Regions from separate parts of the Homo sapiens genome. Here all the other regions are linked to region 3. A link is an interaction called in ENCODE POLR2A ChIA-PET data of the cell type or tissue named here. Cell type or tissue: GM12878. All regions are shown on one strand. Each heading gives the region's core, and the rest is flanking DNA. Links, peaks and the distances in the headings are about the cores only.

What was found. Peaks named below come from ENCODE experiments on the same cell type or tissue, not always from the same donor. Only the 100,000 strongest peaks of a DNase experiment are listed, where the experiment ranks them.
Region 1: POLR2A ChIA-PET joins it to region 3 with 5 read pairs; 14 of 35 experiments call an interaction of 5 or more read pairs at or near these places.
Region 2: POLR2A ChIA-PET joins it to region 3 with 6 read pairs; 1 of 35 experiments calls an interaction of 5 or more read pairs at or near these places.

What each region holds. Positions count from the first base shown.
Region 1 is chr5:134,145,680-134,152,393 of GRCh38, forward strand. TCF7 (transcription factor 7) reads left to right here. Exons shown (of 10, transcript NM_003202.5): 10 at 545-2,531. The coding sequence ends at 624. It overlaps SKP1 (S-phase kinase associated protein 1), which reads right to left. Exons shown (of 6, transcript NM_170679.3): 6 at 3,256-6,714. Among named protein-coding and RNA genes, the nearest start is that of SKP1, 28 kb to the right of the region's middle. RefSeq lists enhancers at 57-136, 247-296. In GM12878, for the core only: no CTCF peak of the experiment used is centred there; no DNase peak of the experiment used is centred there.
Region 2 is chr5:133,239,233-133,245,946 of GRCh38, forward strand. All of the region lies in intron 7 of FSTL4 (follistatin like 4), which reads right to left. Among named protein-coding and RNA genes, the nearest start is that of FSTL4-AS1, 14 kb to the right of the region's middle. RefSeq lists enhancers at 852-1,352, 1,283-1,562, 1,353-1,853, 4,575-5,096, 6,257-6,714. In GM12878, for the core only: a CTCF peak has its summit at 5,340; DNase peaks (open chromatin) are centred at 1,459, 3,266 and 5,219; H3K27ac peaks cover 2,373 bases.
Region 3 is chr5:134,216,447-134,223,160 of GRCh38, forward strand. The region is part of intron 1 of PPP2CA (protein phosphatase 2 catalytic subunit alpha); the gene reads right to left. Among named protein-coding and RNA genes, the nearest start is that of MIR3661, 6.0 kb to the right of the region's middle. RefSeq lists enhancers at 2,947-3,006, 3,057-3,116. In GM12878, for the core only: no CTCF peak of the experiment used is centred there; a DNase peak (open chromatin) is centred at 3,125; H3K4me3 peaks cover 2,493 bases; H3K27ac peaks cover 1,515 bases.

The DNA of each region.
Region 1 (6,714 bases), core at 527-5,526, 71 kb before region 3:
ATATGCACGGTGGGAAACAACCCTGTCTTCAGGGGAAGTTCTATTCCATTCATTCCATCAGAGACAAACTGGCCCAGAGAACTCAAGGATGGTAATGGACAAGAGTCACTGTCCATGTCTTCTTCCTCTAGCCCAGCTTGAGGACTGGGATGGCTGGGCAAGGAAGCCATAGGCATTGCGGCCCCTTGCCTTGGTGCAGATGTGAGTCCCACAAACACATCTGGAGAAGCTCAAAGGCCGGGACTGGGAGATGACTCCCTTGGAAGACAGGAGAGATGACTCCCTTGGAAGACAGATGACAGCCCATAGGCCTAGTGACAAAAGGCCCCTTTGCCACCTTGTGGCTGTTCTGGGAACTGCACCTGTCCTAGGTCTGGGCCAGACCAAGCAGAATGGCAGTCTGAGGACACTGACTTACCACCCAAGTCCCAGGAAGAGAGGACAAGGAATCAGCCAGGCCTGTGCAAAGGCAGCATTTTTTGGTTGTGGTGTATGACTATGAATTCACCCTCTGTTTACAGATAACTCTCTTCACTATTCCTAGGAGGAAAAAGAAATGCATTCGGTACTTACCCGGAGAAGGCCGCTGCCCCAGCCCCGTTCCTTCCGATGACAGTGCTCTAGGCTGCCCCGGGTCCCCAGCTCCCCAGGACTCACCCTCATACCATCTGCTGCCCCGCTTCCCCACAGAACTGCTTACTAGCCCTGCGGAGCCGGCACCTACATCCCCAGGTCTCTCCACTGCTCTCAGCCTCCCAACCCCAGGGCCCCCACAGGCCCCCCGCAGCACCCTGCAGAGCACACAGGTACAGCAACAGGAATCTCAGAGACAGGTGGCCTAGCAGGCACAGGACACCTGGCCGCCTCCAGGAGCCTACCCCCTGAAAGTGACAGAGACCCAGATCTCATGGAAACTGGCCAGGGGTCCTGTTAACGTCATCTCAGGGTCCAGACCCTGAAGATTTCAGAGGCTGCAGGACTTCTGCCTGAACCTGGGGTCATCGATTCAAACTGCTCCAAGTGGTGGGAATCAGATCTGTCTTGATGTGTCATCTAATTAAGGGAATCCCTTGTACCTATGGCTGCCTGCATCTATTCTTTGTACCATCTGTCTTGCCAGCCAGAAGCCTCTGCCTCCCTAGCTTTTCTGCTATAGGTCAGAGATGGGCTGAACTGAGCCTAGCTACCTTCTCTACCCATCTCCCCCATCCCCCACTGCCACACCCTCCCCATTCAGACACTTCATGGACCAAGAATGAGCTGGTTTGTCAAACAACATGTGAGCATGGTCACAAGCACAAAGCTCAAGATGACAGCTCTTCTAAGGAAATGGAGAAGCTCTGTTTATAAAAACAAAAACAAAACCAGCTGCTACTCATAAGTTGGACCAGAGGAAGCCCCTTACTATGATCTCAGGAGCTTGCAAGAAGCAGGAAGGGGAATGGAATAGGTTAAGTTTAGGCCTATCAACCTAAGCAACAGAAATAATCTGACACTACCTTATCAGGCAAATTGGGGAGGGGAGGGTGTATCTAGCTCTAGTTCAAATTATTTGGAAGTGTTCCCTGAGAAACCCACCAGCCTAAGAAGCTCTGGCCCCAGGCTTGTCACTAGCAGCTGCAGTCAACAGTTCAAAGAAGTCATGGCCCAAATCCAGTGTGCACCCCTCCCCATTCACAGAGCCTTTTTCACAATTCCATTTCCAGTTCATCTATGGCAGTCCAGCCAGCTCCTGGGCAGCTTGAGAGGGCAAACCCAAAACCTCATGACAGCCAGAGCCTGTCTTTCAGCATTCAGTCCGCCTGGCCGGCTCCAGTTTCCCCATGGGGCTGCGGGACAGAGGACCATTACAACTAGATCAAGGAGCCCAGAAAACCTCCAGTAGTGGACAACAGGTTTTCACCATAGCCTACGTTAACCCATTTTTGAGCCAAGCTTCAACCCTCAGCCTTGAAAAACAAGTCTTTAATTTAATTTTTGTTTTTTGCCTAAATCCAAAGAAAAAGGGCTGCCGGGCCAGGCGCGGTGGCTCACGCCTGTAATCCCAGCACTTTGGCAGGCCGAGGCAGGTGGATCACCTGACGTCAGTAGTTTGAGACCAGCCTGGCCAACATGGTGAAACCCTGTATCTACTAAAAATACAAAAATTAGCCGGACGTGGTGGTGCGCGCATGTAATCCCAGCTACTCGGGAGGCTGAGGCGGAAGAATCACTTGAACCCGGGAGGCGGAGGTTCCAGTGAGCCGAGATGGCGCTATTGCACTCCAGTCTGGGTAACAGGGAGACTGCATCTCAAAAAAAAAAAAAAAAAAAAAAAAGGGCTGTCCATGTATTCACACACCCCTCAAAAAAAGCCTTTAGTTCCTACTTTAGCCACTGGTTTCTCAGAATCCAAAGATCACATATTCTAGTGTAACACTGCAAGAAGTCTTGAGAAAAAGATTATTGTAGTGTTCAAAATATTTTTGTATTGTTAATGCATCATCATAGAAAAACTTTTAAACATGAGAATAAAGATACTTTTTACTGGGTTTGTTTTTCAAAGCCTGACCCTGAGGAATAAGCTGTTTCAGTAACAGAGCATGATATTCTTTCCTTTCCTTCTCCACAGTCAGGAAACTTGGAGTTTGTTTCCTATGGTACATATGTTCCCAAACCTCCAGCCTGTAGAAACCAGGGATTACACTTGTCATCTCCCCTAAAGGGGTGTGGGCCCTGCCTGCCTCACCTGAGAGCTATGCCTATACTCCCATTCCAAGCTTTGCTCTTAACCCCACAATGATGCAGGCCAGCCTGCTCCCCAGTGCTCATATAAGAATAAATGAGTTGCCAACTGCCGTCCATAAAGGCTGACAAGACAATTCAACCTGAAATAGGTACACATGACCACTAGGCTCCATTTTCCTCTGAGGGCAGAGAGAAAAGAAAACATTCCACAAGTGCATATCCTATTTCAAGGAAAACAAGAGCAAACGAGTCTTTTATAACCTATTAGCACCACAAAATCCTAAAGGAGGATTTTTTAATAGCACCCCTTCCTCCCAAAGACTGCATCTTTTTTTTTAATTATTATTATTATACTTTACGTTTTAGGGTACATGTGCACAATGCGCAGGTTAGTTACATATGTATACATGTGCCGTGCTGGTGCGCTGCACCCAAAGACTGCATCTGTTAAGACGCAAAGTATTTTTCATATTTTCACACAAGCCTTCAAGTTTGATAAATCTATTACCCACTTTTTAAAAAGTTACATACGCTGTTGGTGGACACGACAGCCACCATATCCACTTTATTTTTAGATTATTTGTATACATTTAGGGGGTACAAATGCAGCTGTGTTACATGAATATATTGTGTAGCGGTGAGGTCCGGGCTATTTTTAGATTATTTGTATACATTTAGGGGGTACAAGTGCAGCTGTGTTACATGAACATACTGGGTAGCGGTGAGGTCCGGGCTTTTAGTGTGCCTCTCACCCAAACAGTGTACTGTGCACGTAAGTAGTGTACATTGTACTCAACAGGTAGGATTTCATACCTCATCCCCCTTTCATCTCCCACCTTTTGAAGTCTCCAATGTCTATTATTCCATTCCGTATCCATATACCATGTGTACTCACTGTTTAGCTCCCTACAACCCACTTTTTACATGAGTTTCCACCAAGTACACTGCTGTCTTCCTGAGACCTATCATGAATGTAAAAGGTGTCATGAAGGCACCTCAATAGGTCAGTCAACAAGTAGATGATACATGTCAGGCAAGAAGTATTTCACATGGGACAGCCACTGGGCCACCATCATGCATTGTCATTGTCACTCCACTGAGTTCTATTTTTTGGATTTTGTGTTTAAAGTATAAAGTCATTTTCCAGAACAGCGTCTATTTAAAGTAGGCCACTGGAAGTTGTAACCCCAGACTTGCTTTTGCTTCTGAGAGAGTGCTAGAGGACACTAGCCATTCTCTGGACATCTGTCCCATTTTAAAGAATTCTGTTCTGGCTACTGGCCTAGTTGTTTAAAAAACCTACATTCTAACCAGGGCTTATGCAAGACCAGGTTGCTGCATCTGATTTGGTGTCTCACTTAGAGTACACAGGGTACCTGAACAATGCAGTCTTTGTGTATTGGCGGGGAAGTCTTTGGCAACTCTGTTTAAATCAGATCAGCTTTTTTTTTTTTTAATCTGACTTCATAAAGGAAACTCAGATCCTCCCAAATCACCCTGGTGCATTCCTGCGAGGCCAGAGGGTGACTTGAGATTGCAACCTCAAGTTCAACTGCTAATACCACACCAGTCCCCCTTCACTGCCAGCTGAGAACCAACCCTGTTTCCTGAGACATCATAAGACAAGATACCTTAGCCTCCCTTGAACATTTCCAGACAACTAGCAGACTGGCAACTTGGGTGAAAGACGTTCATCCCTCCCCTGGTACAGCTGCTCCCCATTTTGTTCTCTGTGGATATGGTGAGGGTTCAGCCCAGCAAGCAGACAAAGCCTATGTCTCCCAACGTGAAGGTGTCTACTTTAACAGAACCCCATGGATGGACTCTCTTCTGACATGTAATTATCTTTTGAATGGCTCCTGTGGTCTCCCATTCCTTCTGGCTGTGGACCCCTAACAGCTAGCTCAGAAGCACTGCACCCTAGCTTTGTTCAGTATACATAAGCCTGGCCAGGAAGGCCACAAGTAAAGGGAAGCGGAAGGGTTCTTTATATCCTGTTCCAGAGAGGAAGAAAGGGAATCAGTTCCTGCATCCGTTTCTCAGAAAACAGCACAGAACAGAAGGGGTAAGGGTAACAAGGCCATGTTAAACTACCTCTTAGGCCTATATGTCAAAGTAGAATTTAAGACCCAAATCTAGTTAATTGTATAAAAAGGCTAAGTTGGCTTTTCTTTGAGGTTCTTTGAGAGTCCTTAACTGCGACTCTCAGATCTCTTCAGAGCATTTTTTAAGCTCTTCAGGGCTTTAAGAGTTCACCAAGGGTTTCTGAAACAGCTGCCCACCCAAGCAGACCCTGGTTGTGTCAACTCCCCCAATCCCAACTTATTGTGATAACCTTGTTCCAAATCTCAAATCACCCTATGGGCATCTTTCAAATTCTGACTCCTGAGCTCTTCTCTAATAGTTTGGAGCTACTAACAAACCATTACTGGCAGTGAGCATCTGAAAATACTCAAAACGGCACCGAGTTTGAAAACAGGAAACATAGATGGTGGGGATGTTCACATACACAGTCCCTTAGAATAAAAGCCTAGCTCAGGTCAGGAAGGATTTTCAAGCTCTTAAAGATAGCATGGGATTAGGCATGTTAACTGGAAAGGGAAAACTTATGTCCTGGGGGTGGGAACTATACTATCACAAGCAGTCCTCACAAGTTAGGTCACTATTGGTAAGGGATGTTTCACTTCTGAAGACAAGATAGCAGCTGTGAATTATGCGGGAGATAGTCCAGGCCAATACTTCTTTCATATTCACCAGGGGCTCTGGACCAAGTCTTCCTTTTTCATTCAAGTGTTCTCATTCTTTTATCTGAAGCCTAGTTCTTTCAGGCATGTGCAATGTCAGGAAGCGGGGTGGGGCTTGGGGAGGGAAGAGGAAAAGCCAGGTTCCACTCACCAAAAATAAATAAATAAATAAATAAAAATTTTTACAAAGCCACTCTGGAAACCCTGCTTGAGTACTTGAGGATAGAGTACAGCTTCTCTATTTTCCCACCCCTTTCCGTAAGCTTCCTGGAACAGAAAAATCTGCAAAGCAACTGAAGAAGGCAGTTAGAGGTTGTGAAATGGTACATTCAGGAAAGAAAGGACAAATAAGAATTTTCACCAGATAGGTGGGAGGTATTCAAAGTGAGAGCACTTTAAGGAAATAAGCTGATCCTCAGTGTGCAATAAGAGGCTGCTATATAGCAGGTTGAAAATTTGAAGTTAAGAGATATCAGAAGGTCTGAATATACTTAAATACTTCCAGAAAATTTAAAGTTGACAGATATCAGAAGGTCGCAAGAACTACAGATGTGGAAGCAGACACTGTTATGAGCAACTACATTCCTCCCATAGAATGCTGCTCAATACTGGCACACAGACCAGAGGTAGCCAGCAGTACACAAGACTGCAAGGCAACAAGTACATTATCAATGAATTAGCCATCTATCACTCAAACTATGTCCCGCATTGGAAGTGTGTCAAGCAAGAGCACCTTCGACAACACTTTTCGGCCACCACTAATGATCATCTCCACTGATGCCTCAGCAGAAAGGATAACATTCAGCCAATCCTGCTTAGGTGTCCAAATGGCTCAATCTTGGGCCAAAGGACATGCTCTGAAATATTTCTTACACCATACTTCATCTTGATATGCACAGCCAGTTCTCTTACTCATTCTCTGTGACCACTGGAGGTAGTGATTTTTAACAACAGTAAACAAGAAAAAGTCATCAGGACTCTAACTGTAAAACCCCCAACATTCAAAAGACTGGTTTAGTTGAACAGCCAAAAAATAAATAAATAAAAATTAAAATTAAAAAAATTAGAATTTAGCTCACTCAAAAATTGCCCTGCCTAATGTGGGTCTGATGAATAAATGCTGATAAAATACTACTGAGTGTCAGCAAAGTACTGTGACTAATCCTGCCCTAATTTCTCTTTAGTCTATATTCTCAGGGAAATGTACCAACACCCAACCTTCTGCTGTTAGTTCCTGACTGTG
Region 2 (6,714 bases), core at 574-5,573, 980 kb before region 3:
ACCCCCCTCCCTGCCAACGTGGGCTCCTGCGCAGCCTGAGCCTCCCAGAAGAGCACTGCTCCCTGCTCCAGGGCGCCCAGTCCCATCAACCACCCAAGGGCTGAGGAGTGCGGGCGCACGGCACGGGACTGGCAGGCAGCTCCACCTGCAGACCTGGTGCAGGATCCACTGGGTGAAGCCAGCTGGGCTCCTGAGTCTGGTGGGGACTTGGAGAACCTTTATGTCTAGCTAAGGGATTGTAAATACACCAATCAGCACTCTGTCTCTAGCTCAAGGTTTGTCAACACACGAATCAGCACCCTGTGTCTAGCTCATGGTTTGTGAATGCACCATTCGGCACTCTGTATCTAGTTATTCTGGTGGGGACTTGGAGAACCTTTATGTCTAGCTAAGGGATTGTAAATACACCAATCAGCACTCTGTATCTAGCTCAAGGTTTGTAAACCCACCAATCAGCACCCTGTGTCTAGCTCAGGGTTTGTGAATGCACCAATCGGCACTCTGTATCTAGATACTCTGGTGGGGACTTGGAGAAACTTTGTGTGGACACTCTGTATCTAGCTAATCTAGTGGGGACCGTGGAGAACTTTTGTGTCTAGCTCAGGGATTATAAACGCACCAATCAGCACCCTGTCAAAACGGACCAATCAGCTCTCTGTAAAACAGACCAATCGGCTCTCTGTAAAATGGACCAATCAGCAGGATGTGGGTGGGGCCAGATAAGAGAATAAAAGCAGACCTCCGGAGTCAGAAGTGGCAACACGCTGGGATTCCTTTCCACGCAGTGGAAGCTTTGTTCTTTTGCTCTTTGCAATAAATGCTGCTGCTCACTCTTTAGGTTTACACTGACTTTATCAGCTGCAACACTCACCCTGAAGGTCTGCAGCTGCACTTCTGAAGCCAGCGAGACCACGAACCCACCAGAAGGAAGAAACTCCAAACGCATCCGAGCATCAGAAGGAACAAACTCTGGACACGCTGCCTTTAAGAACTGTGACACTCACTGCGAGGGTCCGCGGCTTCATTCTTGAAGTCAGTGAGACCAAGAACCCACCAATTCCGGACATAATAGACGGACTTGCCATCCTGCAAAGACCTGAGGAACCATCCTTTTTCTCAGAGTCCTCTCAAGAAAAAGAAGTCTCTGCAACTTGGAGCAATCTCTAAGTAGCTGTCTGAGCCCCCTGGAAGAGGGCTGTTGTGGGCAGCTGCATTCAGTGTGAGCAACCTGGAGTGGGCCTGTCCTCCTGCTCGTTCCCAGGTTCAGGCCTGGAAGAGGGAGTTGGAGGCATGAGAGAAGCCACTGTGGGGAGAGCACCTGGTTCTTCCAAGGCTCGGGGCATGTGTGGTCCCTGGCTGACTTGGGTGTCCTCTGGTGTGTGCGGTCAGTCTTCTTCTGACTGTGGATGCCAAAGGGGAGGCCCTTATCTCTTAGCGCATGACTCATCTCTTCGCGCATGACTCATCTCTTTGTGCATGACTGTATTATTCTCAGCGTGTCATGTGGTTCCTGTGCATAACTGAGCTCAATGAATATTTGCTGATTTCAGGGAGTGTGTTAGCCTAGGATGCTACCTCCTGGGAAGCCCTGAGAGGAAGGATAGTTAAGAATTCATATTACCCAGGGAGGTCTGGCCTTGCCCTCTTTGGCTACAGGGAGGCAATCTCTAGGCTCTGGAATGTCATGCCTCATAGGGGTCTCTTTATTTGCCTGGGGTCTTTGGGCCAGGTGGTACCAGTTCTGTCTCTAGAGGGGCTGGGGACGAGAGGGCAGCCATGTGGGCAGTATTTGAATGAGCTCCAGCAAAAGCTTTGGACACCGAGGCCTGGGTGAGCTTCTCTGGGAAATTGACACTGTGACAGTGACATGTCTGTGACTCCACTGGGAGAGGAGAACAGAGATTCCACGTTTAGAGCCCTCCTGGGCTCTGCCCTTTGGGCTTCATCACTTGGCTGACTTTAATCTGTACTCTTTTTGCTGTATTAAACTTTAACTGTGAGTATAACACTTACAATGAGTTCTGTTTTTCCAGCAAATTGTTGAACCTGAGGGTGGTTTTGGGAACCACCTGACTTCCAGTTTATGTCAGAAGTGAGGGTGTCTTCTGTCGAAGAGCCAACTTCAGTTGGCTCAAAAACTCAAATAGGGAAGTTCTGACCTAGTGGTATGCGTGTTGAAATTGCGTATAGGGACAAACCTGATTATCTGGGTATACACAGAGGCCCAGGCACCTGCAACAGAAGGCTCATGCCAGAGACATTGCTCTGAGCCCTCCACTTGTCCACCCTTAGAGGCCAGCAGGCAAATACCTCTTGACATGCCAGGACTCCAGAGTGTTATGTAGTAGGGGTGGCAGCTAATGGGGCCCTCTGGTGAGGTGCAGGCCTGAGCCCTTGAATGGGGCTTTGGCTCCTTGGCTAATTAGCTTGGCATCCCCAGCTGGGGCGGGAAGGGACTCAGGTTCTAGACTGCACTGTAGCAGTCATCTGAAGTTCCAGACCACCTCACACCTGCTGCTTTCCTTTGGGAAACCTGCAACCCTCTTCCTGGGGATCCTTGGATCCTGAATCCCCAGGCTGAGAAGGCCTTACCAAGGGTTTCAGCTCCTGACTCTAACTTGGACCACACTCACAGCCATGACAGCTGATTCCTGTCGTTGAGACACTCCAGAGAGGATTTAAATAAATTTCCTTCTATGGCTCATTTCAGGGACCAAGACGACTTTCAGTTAGGAATTTCCTCCTGACACTGTGTTCAAAACTCTTACACATTGTTGGAGAGGGCGTAGACTGGTGCAGCCATTTTGGAGAGAGATTTGGCAAAACCCATCAAAACTGAAAATGCATCACTTCCGAGAACTTATCTTACACGTCAACTTACACACATGTGCAAAGAGGTGGGTATAAGGATGTTTACTGCAGTCTTGTTTGCTGTAGACAAAACCTGAAACAGCTGCATGGGGCTGGGGAGGGGGAGTCCAGGAAGAGCAGTGCTTGGGCATGGCTCATGGGCTGCAGGACCTCCTGGTGACTCCCTTGTCCTTGCTTAGTGCAGAGAGTGCCTTGGAGGGGTAGGCTCCAATCTGTAGTGGCCAAGAGAGGCACCAATCGGCCTCCTTCATTGACTGGGCCTCTGTAGGGAGGCAGTGAGGCTCAGGGAGGAAGAGACTCTGTGGGGAGTTCCTGGGTTCTGCAATCAGGGTATAGAAGCTGAATCAGAACCTTCCTGTGGGACCCTGTACCTTGGAGATGGGGCCGGAAGTGGTCACTGAGTACAAGTCAAGCCCTGAGGCCAGGGCTTCCCCTAAGGCTTTCCCCTAAGAGGGGAAAGAGGACCTCGAAAGAGGCACTGAGAAAGCAAAGGCCAGAGGAGACACTTGGCAGGGCAGAGTCACCCCACAGGTTCCACAGGCTGGAGTACCATAGGCCCCGGCCCCCATATCTTGGAGATCTCTGGACACTACTCCCAATGGTTTGAGCACATTCAAAACTCTAAAGAACTGGATGTTCAGATGTTTTTGACACAAGCTACAGAGAATTGGCCAAAGCCTTTAAGTGCTTCAAATGTAGTGTTTTCTAAGATTTTAAAACAAAATGTACCCAAGCATTTAATGAGATTATTTTAATGCAGAGCCTACAACCACTGTCTATCGTGGTGCAAACAGCTCTCCATGCTAATCAAACGCCTCTCATCTTTTTACAATGAATTCATGACTGGTTCATATAAAGACAATAAAAATTAAATGAGTCATGAGCTCCTAAATCATTTTCTTTTGGTCTTTTTAATAACTCCCTTCCAAAGAAGAGCTAGCTGAGAGCATACGCTTCATTAGAATTATTTGTTCCTGGTTTTATACCATTTAGGTATGGGGAGAAAAGTGAACATTTTAACACATCCTTCAAACACTGCCACAAATACTTTCTTCTAATGGGTTTTGTTTTTTGCTTTTATCACCGTACTCTGCCTGCCGACATTAGAAAGCCCCAAATAGCGAGATTCAGTGAAAAAAAAACCCAAAACAAAAAAGAGTGGCTCTTTCAAGTCATTTGAAATATACTGAGTTTGTTGTAGGCCTTTTTGTTTTTTCTGTTTTTTTAAAAAAGAATACAATAGAAAAATGTTTTCTCTCCCTGAGAATATCCTGGCTAAACAATTCCACGTGCTGGTCTCAGAGCATGTTGCTTCCTTCCTTGCTGGGGCCAGAGGCCAGCAGCCAGTAAGAATAGGAGCTCCACACACAGGGACCCATATCCAATTTGATACATTCCACTGGGGCCTGGGAACTACAGACAGCCCCACAGCAAAGATTTGGAATTGCTGGGGGCTAGATATTATGTCCCACAAGCAAGAAACCCAGAGAGCTCTGGGCCAGGGCATGTAGGTGGCTGTAGGCCCATGGGCAAGTTCTCCACTCATCTGAATGAGTTAACCCCACGTGCCTCATGGGGCAGGGGTATGGGATGAGCTGATGCTTATGACCTCACAACCGGCACGGAGCCTGCACCGTGTATGAATGGTAACAACACTGGCAACAACACTTGTGATGGTTCAACCCAACAGCCATTACCTGTGACTTTTGAGATGCCCTGTCCCTGTTTCTGCCCGTTCCTGTCTCCTGGCCCTCAGGATCATAAAGGACAGTGAGGAAGACAGTTATGAGATGAAGGGTGGGTGACATTGTTGAGGCAGGATGTGCCGACTAGGTTTGGGGACAGTCACTTCACCCTCCGAGTGGCCGCTGTGCAGGCTGGGTGGTCAGAGAAGCAGAGGGCTGAGGCCCAGAATGGGTTTGCATGTTCTGTTTCTGCAGAAAGTGAGGCAGCACCCCATCCTTCCCAACCCCAATACCTAGAATGGGGGCCAGAGTAGGGAGGGAATGTGTGGATCTGCTTCTGAGATGGGTCTCACCCCAGCCCCCAAAGCCTGGACCTGAGTCCCCAGGAGACAGGGGCTACAGGGGAATCTCACCAGGGAATGGCCCCTTGTGGGGGCCCCACAGCAGGGGCTGGGGGCAAAGTCTCCCCTTCTACCAGACACAAGCACAGGCACACTCCTGGGGGCCGCCTGGCCCAGGCCCAGGTCATGCCGAGCACAGGGTGCTGCTGGTGGCCACGCCTCTGCTTAGCTTCTGAGGTGGGGGCAGTGGGCTGTGCCTCCTCAAGGACTGAGGTGAGTGGGGACACAGGGCCAGGTCAGAAGCACATCCAGACACACAGCTGCTTCAGTAACGAAACCCACAGTCAGCCAGGAAGTAAACAAATTACAGGCTGCACTTTGTTAGCTCTGGGGAACATGAACGTGAGCAGACACTACTGATTTCTCATCAAACAAACAGAAGGCGGCGTCATAATCCAGAGACCCACTGCCAGGAGGGGCTGCAGCATGTGCCCTGGGCTGCTGATCTGCTGGGGTGCACCTGTCTTTGGGGGCCTTACACCATTCGTCCATAATTCTAGCCTCTGCTCAGTGGTGGATTTGTTTTCCCTCTTACAAGCTGGGCTGGGTAAGGCTAAAGCCTCCTGCAAGGCAGTGGCTCAGGTGTCCTTAGGAGACATACCAGGTCCAGGCCCAGGCTGAACTTCCTGACAACCTTAAGAAGGCAAAGGCCAGGTACGGTGGCTCACACCTGTAGTCCCAGCACTTTGGGAGGTCGAGGCAGGAGGATCACTTGAGCTCAGGAGTTTGAGGCCAGCCTGGGCAACATAGCAACACCCCTCTCTACAAAAAAATAAAAAAATTAGCCAGGCATGGTGGTGCATGCCTGTGGTCCCAGCTACTCTGGAGGCTGTGATGGGAGGATCGCTTGAGCTCTGGAGGTCGAGGCTGCAGTGAGCCAAGATCATGCCACTGTGCTCCAGTCTGGGTGACAGAGAGAGACCCTACTGCCTAAAAAAAAAAAAAAAAAAAAGGCAAAGTGAAGACATCATGAACTGAACCACTGCCCCATCAGGGGAGCCTTGGGTGGAAGCCAGGGAGACCCTGGGGCACTGCTGCACTCCAGATGTGCCATTGGGGAAGTTAGAGAGGAGGAAGACTCAGAAAACATCAACAAGGCTCCCCTCACTTCTGGACCCTCTGTTATGTGAACTCCCTCTTGGATGCATGTTTAATCTTAGGCTGGAAAAGGCGCTCCAGACTCTTGCAGCACACACATCTGACCCTGTCACTCCCCCATCAAACATCTGCGCTTCCCCACTGCCCACAGGGCAATTGCTAAGACTCTTAATGTTAATATTCAAGGACCTTTATGTTCTAGCCCCAGTCTGTCCCTATACACTTCTTTCTCACTCGCTTATTCCTGTCTCCTGAAGCCCCAGTCAGAAGGGCTCCTTTCTCTTGCCCCCAGAACAGTTGTTAGTGGTTACTTCGCCTCCCTGGAGGCTGCGGACAGTGTCTTTGTTCTCTACTCTGGTACGGAGCTTGTGACTCTCAGGCACTTAGCAAGTGAGTCAACCCAAATGATGACTCCCCATGTACGCCACCTGGATGGGCCACACACGATTGGGTGACTCATAAGTGCTTCTGAGAGCAACATTACTCGCTGCAAAATCTGACTGGCTCCTTCTTACTTGGCTCCAGGCGAGAGGGGTACATTTACTTTCTGATCAAATATTATTCTGATGCTCAGGGCATGCTTGATGTTTGCAAGTCAGAAAAGTTTAATTACATGTGTCATTAGAATGGCATTCTGTAATAGCTCTGTGACTGAATTC
Region 3 (6,714 bases), core at 1,196-6,195:
GGAGAATCACTTGAACCCATGAGGCGGAGGTTGCAGTGGGCTGAGATTGTGCCACTGCATTCCAGCCTGGGCAACAGAGTGAGACTGCCTCAAAAAAAAAAAAAAAAAAAAGTGGTTTCCTTCAAAAGAAGGTAGTCAAACACCGAAGAACCCCAAGGTCTATACTGAGGAAAAAGTGTTTGGATTAATCACAGATCAATGATTTATACTTAACTAAAGAAACCTGTTTTTTGTTTTGTAGAAACGGTGGTCTCACTACATTGCCCAAGCTGGTCTCAAACTCCTAGTCTCGAGTGAGCTTCCAGCCTCCGCCTCCCAAAGCACCAGGATTGTAGGTATGAGCCACCATGCCTAGACAGAAATCAAGTTTCTGTATCATCAATTCTGCCCTTGATGAAAAACGTCAATGCAGGCCTAACCTGTCTTCTCTGTAGCATCAAACTCAAAATCAGACACAAATAACCTCTTTACAATCTTAGTACTAATAATAGTACTATTTGACAAAGGAATCTCCATTTTTGAAAGTAATTTTACTACTAAAAGTCTGATTATTGGCCGGGCGAAGTGGCTCACGCCTGTAATCCCAGCACTTTGGGAGGCCAAGGCAGGCAGATCACCTGAGATCGGGAGTTTGAGGACCAGCCTGACCAACACAGAGAAACCTCATCTCTAATAATACAAAAATTAGCTGGGTGTGGTGGCGCATGCCTGTAATCCCAGCTACCCGGGAGGCTGGGGCAGGAGAATTGCTTGAATCTGGAAGGTGGAGGTGGCGGTGAGCCAAGACCGTGCCACTGCACTCCAGCCTGGGCAACAAGAGCGAAACTCCCTTCTCAAAAAAAGAAAAAAAAAAGAAGTCTGATTATTAATTCTAATGTTCATTGTAACTCTAGTTCAAGTAAATTTAACATTTCACATCCTTACCATATAGTTGGACAGTTCTACCAATATAAAGACATAGAAGAAACACTGGAAAAAATGCAATTAATTTTTGAATTTTATTTTTCAGTTTAAGAACTGAAATCATTTGAAAATTCTTAATAAGTAAAATTACTAAATTCACAGGCAAAAAAAATTTTTTCAATATCCCAAGAGAATTTCATTTTGTCTCATACTGTTTTTATGTCAAGATGTACGGTTGGTTTGATATGTCATTTTGATAATTGTGCAAAAAAATCCAAGGTTTGTGATAAGTTAGTGTACAGGGCTAGAGTTTGAGGCGTGGGGTGATACATGATGTAGAACATATTACTAGCCCTGGAAGCAAATGAGTTTTGAGTTAATTTCCTTCAACTATCAAACCATTCTTCATACTAATCATGTGTTGCTTAATCGCAGGGATACATCAAATTATTTAGTTGTTGTGTGAACATCACAGAGTGGTCTTACACAAATCTAGATAGTATAGACTACTACAAACCTAAGCTATTGGATAGCCTATTGCTCCTAGGCTACAAACTTGTACAGCATTTACTGTACTGAATGCTGTAGGCAACTGTTAACATAATGTTAAGTATTTGTATAACTAAACATAAACAATATAAAGTGTTACACTATGACATTACAAGGTCACCAGGTGATAGGAATTTTTCAGCTCCATTATAATTTCATAAGACCACCATCACATGCAGTCCACCACTGACCAAAATGTCATTATGTGGTGCATGACTACTTGTCTTTCATTAACTACACTGAACAGATACCACTAATATTTCACGAAACATTTCAATCTTCTTTGATTAAAATCAGTATGGTTATATTTTAAAAGTTTAACCCTCCAGGTAATATTCTAGTAACTAGTATTTTCTGTTTGGCTCTAAGGCTTAGGACCTAAATAAAAGAAAAATGTTGGGAATGAGGGATAATTCTAAAAGTGTAATAAAAGAAAATATAAAATTTGTGAGTTTTCCCATCTGTTTCTGCAATATCACCTTTGCCTCTGACCAAAAGGAAAGATCCTTAAAGCCCTATGTCTCATATGCACAATAGACTAAACTCAACCTTTACCAACTAACCTACATATGTGAATGAATTAAACACTCCCAATCATTCCTGCATAGAAAAAGAAGTTTTAATCTACTACACAACTGAGAAATGCTGCTATATATCTACTTATTAAAAAATTGTCACAATAATACATCATGAACAAGATTCAACCACTCTGGGTCTCAGTTTCCTCCCTCATCTGTGTAAGATGAATTAGTCTAGATGGTTGTTTCTTTCTTTTTTTTTTTTTTCTTTTAAGATGGAGTCTTGCTGTCGCTTAGGCTGGAGTGCAGGGGCACGATCTCGGCTCACTGCAACCTCTGCCTGCTGGGTTCAAGCAATTCTCCTGCCTCAGCCTCCCGAGCAGCTGGGACTACAGGCGCCCACCACCATGCCTGGCTAAATTTTTTGTATTTTTAGTAGAGACGGGGTTTCACCGTGCTAGCCAGGATGGGCTCCATCTCCTGACCTCGTGATCCACCCACCTCAGCCTCCCAAAGTGCTGGGATTCCAGGCGTGAGCCACTGTGCCCCGCCAGCCTAGATGGTCTTTAAGGTTGATTCCATTACTAGAATTCTACCCCATCCTAAAGCATGTCTTAAGCCTATTTTATTAAGTAAAGCCAGCCAAAAGAAATAGATAGTGGGCATTATTGCTCATTTACAGATTAGTGGCAGAAAAATAAGTTACTTGATCACCACCGGCACAAGCATTCTAAAACATTCCCTATCTAGAATTAACTATAAAGTCAATCTCCTGACTAATCCAAAACTGTGCTATTAATTAGAGCAAAACCAAACTAAGAAATCCTTATACACGAGAATAAGGTAGTGCTTTTTAGACAAAGCTCAATAGTGACAATAATGCATACAATGAAGGTTTATTAAATACTGGTTCCAAAATCAAATGTACACTGTCACACGATAGCATCAATGACACTCCATAACCTCTGTGAACTACATTTTGCAGGCCTTTGGCCAGGTAAACACATGCTACTGCTTGTCTCCCATTCTACTCCTCGTCCCCATCTAGGACAAAGGTTTGCAACCTTCCAGCCTCAACACCAGCAGGGTAAAAATCCCCATCTGTAGTAGCAACTAAATGACTAAACTAAGGCAGAAGTGGCAACACAGGGTGCAAGAGGGACTGGCCAACTGGTCACATTTAGTTTAAAAAATACCCAGATTCAGATATACACGCATCTGTGTCACTGCCTTGTTCATCCATTCTAAACCACAATCCACAACAGACCAATAAACAGGCAATAATACTGCAATGTGAAGAAGTTAAGCAGTTAGCTGGGCACAGTGGCTCACACCTGTAATCCCAGCACTTTGGGAGGCTGAGGCGGGCGGATCACTTGAGGTCAGCAGTTCAAGACCAGCCTGGCCAACATGATGAAACCCTGTCTCTACTAAAAATAAAAAAATTAGCTAGGCATGGTGGCACATGCCTGTAATCCCAGCTACTCAGGAGGCTGAGGCAGGAGAAACACTTGAACGTGGGAGACAAAGGTTGCAGTGAGCCGAGATCATGCAACTGTACTCTGGCCTGGGCAACAGAGCGAGGCTCCGTATCAAAAAAAAAAAAAAAAAAAAAGCAGTTAATCTCAGGTTGTTCTTTACCATTCTTTCAAACCCCACCTCTCAGCCATTTACTGACAATAGACACCTCTCCCTTCTTCAGCCTGGTCTACCACTTCTGCCCCAGAAGCCAAAAGAAAATCTATTTAAAACAAAAACAGGTCTGGTGCCAGTGGCTCATGCCTGTAATCCTAGCACTTTGGGAGGCTGAGATGGGTGGATCACTTGACGTAAGGAGTTCAAGACCAGCCTGGCCAACATGGTGAAACCCTGTCTCTACTAAAAATACAAAAATTAGCTGGGTGTGGTGGCACACACCTATAATCCCAACTATTTGGGAGGCTGAGGCAGGAGAACTGCTTGAACTTGGGAGGCAGAGGGTGCAGTGAGCCGAGATCACACCACTGCACTCCAGCCTGGGCGACTGTGAGACTCTATCTCAAAAAAAAAAAAAAAAAAAAAAGCCCACAAAAACAAAAATCTTCCTCCTTCATGGTTCTCATCCAATTCAGATCTGCCTGTGTATGAGTGGAGGTTGACAGCTTTCTCAGGCAAGGATGATAATGAAGTAAGAGAAATGGGTCAAAGCAGAAAGAATAAATAGTGTCTCCCTGTTACATATAGCTTTGCCTCTCTCCTCAGTACCCTGATAAAAGACCCCACCAAACCCAGTCTCTTAGTTTTCCTAACTTACCCCTTCCAAACTAAGCAAAGGCTATCTCACAGGTAACTCTGACAAACCTGACTTACCATGAGATAGGGAACATATTTGCTGCCATAAAACAGGGCCACACCAGACTGGTAATACAAATGTTATCCCACATACTCCTGAAGGGTCCTTCATTCTTTCTACAGTACATGAGCTTCAACTTAGCCTTACAGCCAATTTTCTGAAAACATACAATTCTGGTCCCAGTGGAGAACGTAGGGAGGGTTGGGGAACCTGTGTTTCTGAATAGTGGGAATGTTCACCTTTTCTGTTTCCTCATGAAGTCAACTCCAAACTAACTGCATTACAGCTTCCTGCCTAGGAGACCATGAAACAAATACACACATGCATGACATTTGACTGTGGAAGCCAAGAGGATGAAAAGAGGCTTTTTTGGGGCCGGGGGGAATGGGGTCTCCCTCTGTCGCCCAGGCTGGAGTGCAGTGGCACAATCTTGGTTCACTGCAACCTCCGCCTCCCAGGTTCAAGCAATTCTCCTGTCTCAGCCTCCCCAGTAGCTGAGACTACAGGTGTGTGCCACCACGCCCGGCTAATTTTTTGTATTTTTAAGTAGAGACGGGGCTTCACCGTGTTAGCCAGGATTGGTCTTGGTCTCCTGACCTCGTGATCCGCCTGCCGTGGCCTTCCAAAGTGCTAGGATTACAGGCGTGTGAGCCACCTTGCCCTGCTGAAAAGAGGCATTTTATAAGTTGCAATAAACAATATAAAAAGTCAGTTATACTTTATTAGAATACTTTAGAGCTCAGTCTCTGGATCATGATTTATACTAAGAATACAAGGGAAATTATCTAGGGTTTTCATCTCACCAATCTCATTTGAGGGGCAAATGTTGTCAGCTACATCCAAAACTGAATAATAATTACTCTTTCCAAGACAAAGAGGAACAACAGTATGTAACATGAATAGGAAGCTTTCAAGCAATGAAAATAAAAATAATGTCTTGGCCAGGCGCGCTGGCTCAAGCCTGTAATCCCAGCACTTTGGGAGGCTGAGGTGGGTGGATCACTGAAGGTCAGGAGTTCGAGACTAGCCTGGCCAACATGGTGAAATCCCATCTCTACTAAAAATACAAAACAGCTGGGCATGGTGGTGGGTACCTGTAATCCCAGCTACTAGGGAGACTGATGCAGGAGAACTGCTTGAACCTGGGAGGTGGAGGTTGCAGTGAGCCGAGATTGCGCCACTGCACTCCAGACTGGGCAAAAGAGTAAGACCTTATCTCAAAAAAAAAAAAAAAAAAAAGTTTTATTTTATGAAAGTGTTGACTTCCCAATTTAGCTTGGCCCCAATTTACCTACATCTTTCACTACTAACACTACCTCTGAAAACAGAAGGGGATCTGTGAAGCAATACCAGAACATTAGGCTTAGAATCCACAAGCCTTGGCAATCTCACTTTTAGCCCCTTTAGTCAAGTCACTTTACCTTTCTGAGTCTTTGAGTTGCATCTGTAACTGAGAACAATATCTTATAAAAGTATGATAAAAATAATGTTCTGTAACATGCTTCCCCCACCTGCTTGTCCTCAATATTCAAATCACTTCTAGAGAAATGAGCCAAACACCCTTTAAAATGAAACGTACACACATACTCACAGCAACATATTACCCAATTCATATAAGAATGTCATCTTGGTCAAATATTTTTCAGCTCATCTAATTAGAAGGAAGCAGTTTGTTTTTTCCATACTCACGTAACAAATGTTAAAACTAACATTTTAATGACTAATGACTGCACTTTATTTATAGTGCTTGCAAAGCAATGGAAAACAGCATACCTAGGTAAAGAACTTCTTTGAAAAAAAAAAATCTGGCTATCAAACAACGTTCTCCACATGTTTGGTAAGCACAAAGCCAAGAAATCATACCCAAGCTAAAACAAAGCTGAAGTCACATAATAAAAGATTGTTTACTGTAGTCAATGCAAAAGCAAGTTGATACTATTTACTCCTTTCAATCTGTAGATTGAAACATACCCGGCCAGTTATACTGATGTAATGCTGATTATAGAACTGAGCCTGAGGCAAAGCTGCACACCAAATTATTAAACTATCAACAAATTATGATTCTCAAGATGACAAAGTATACTATACACTAACAACCTTGGCTTTTGTATAAGTCTTAATCACATCTTAAAATTCTTTTTAGCTAGTCAGTAACATAAAAACCATGTTCACTCTTGTCTTTTATAAATGCATACTTAGATTCTCTCAGTTCTGAACATGTAACACTGTTAATTGTTGATGGGTTAACAAAATAATGGCCTCAGGATTTTTTAGTAACAATGACCTCTTATGGTATACATCTATTTTTACTATTTAAATATTTCCCCTTCAAATCAGGCATTTAGGTGGGTAGAAGGAAGGCTTTTACATTATCATTCCTTCTTATGATTGAAGAAATTATCAACTATTAAC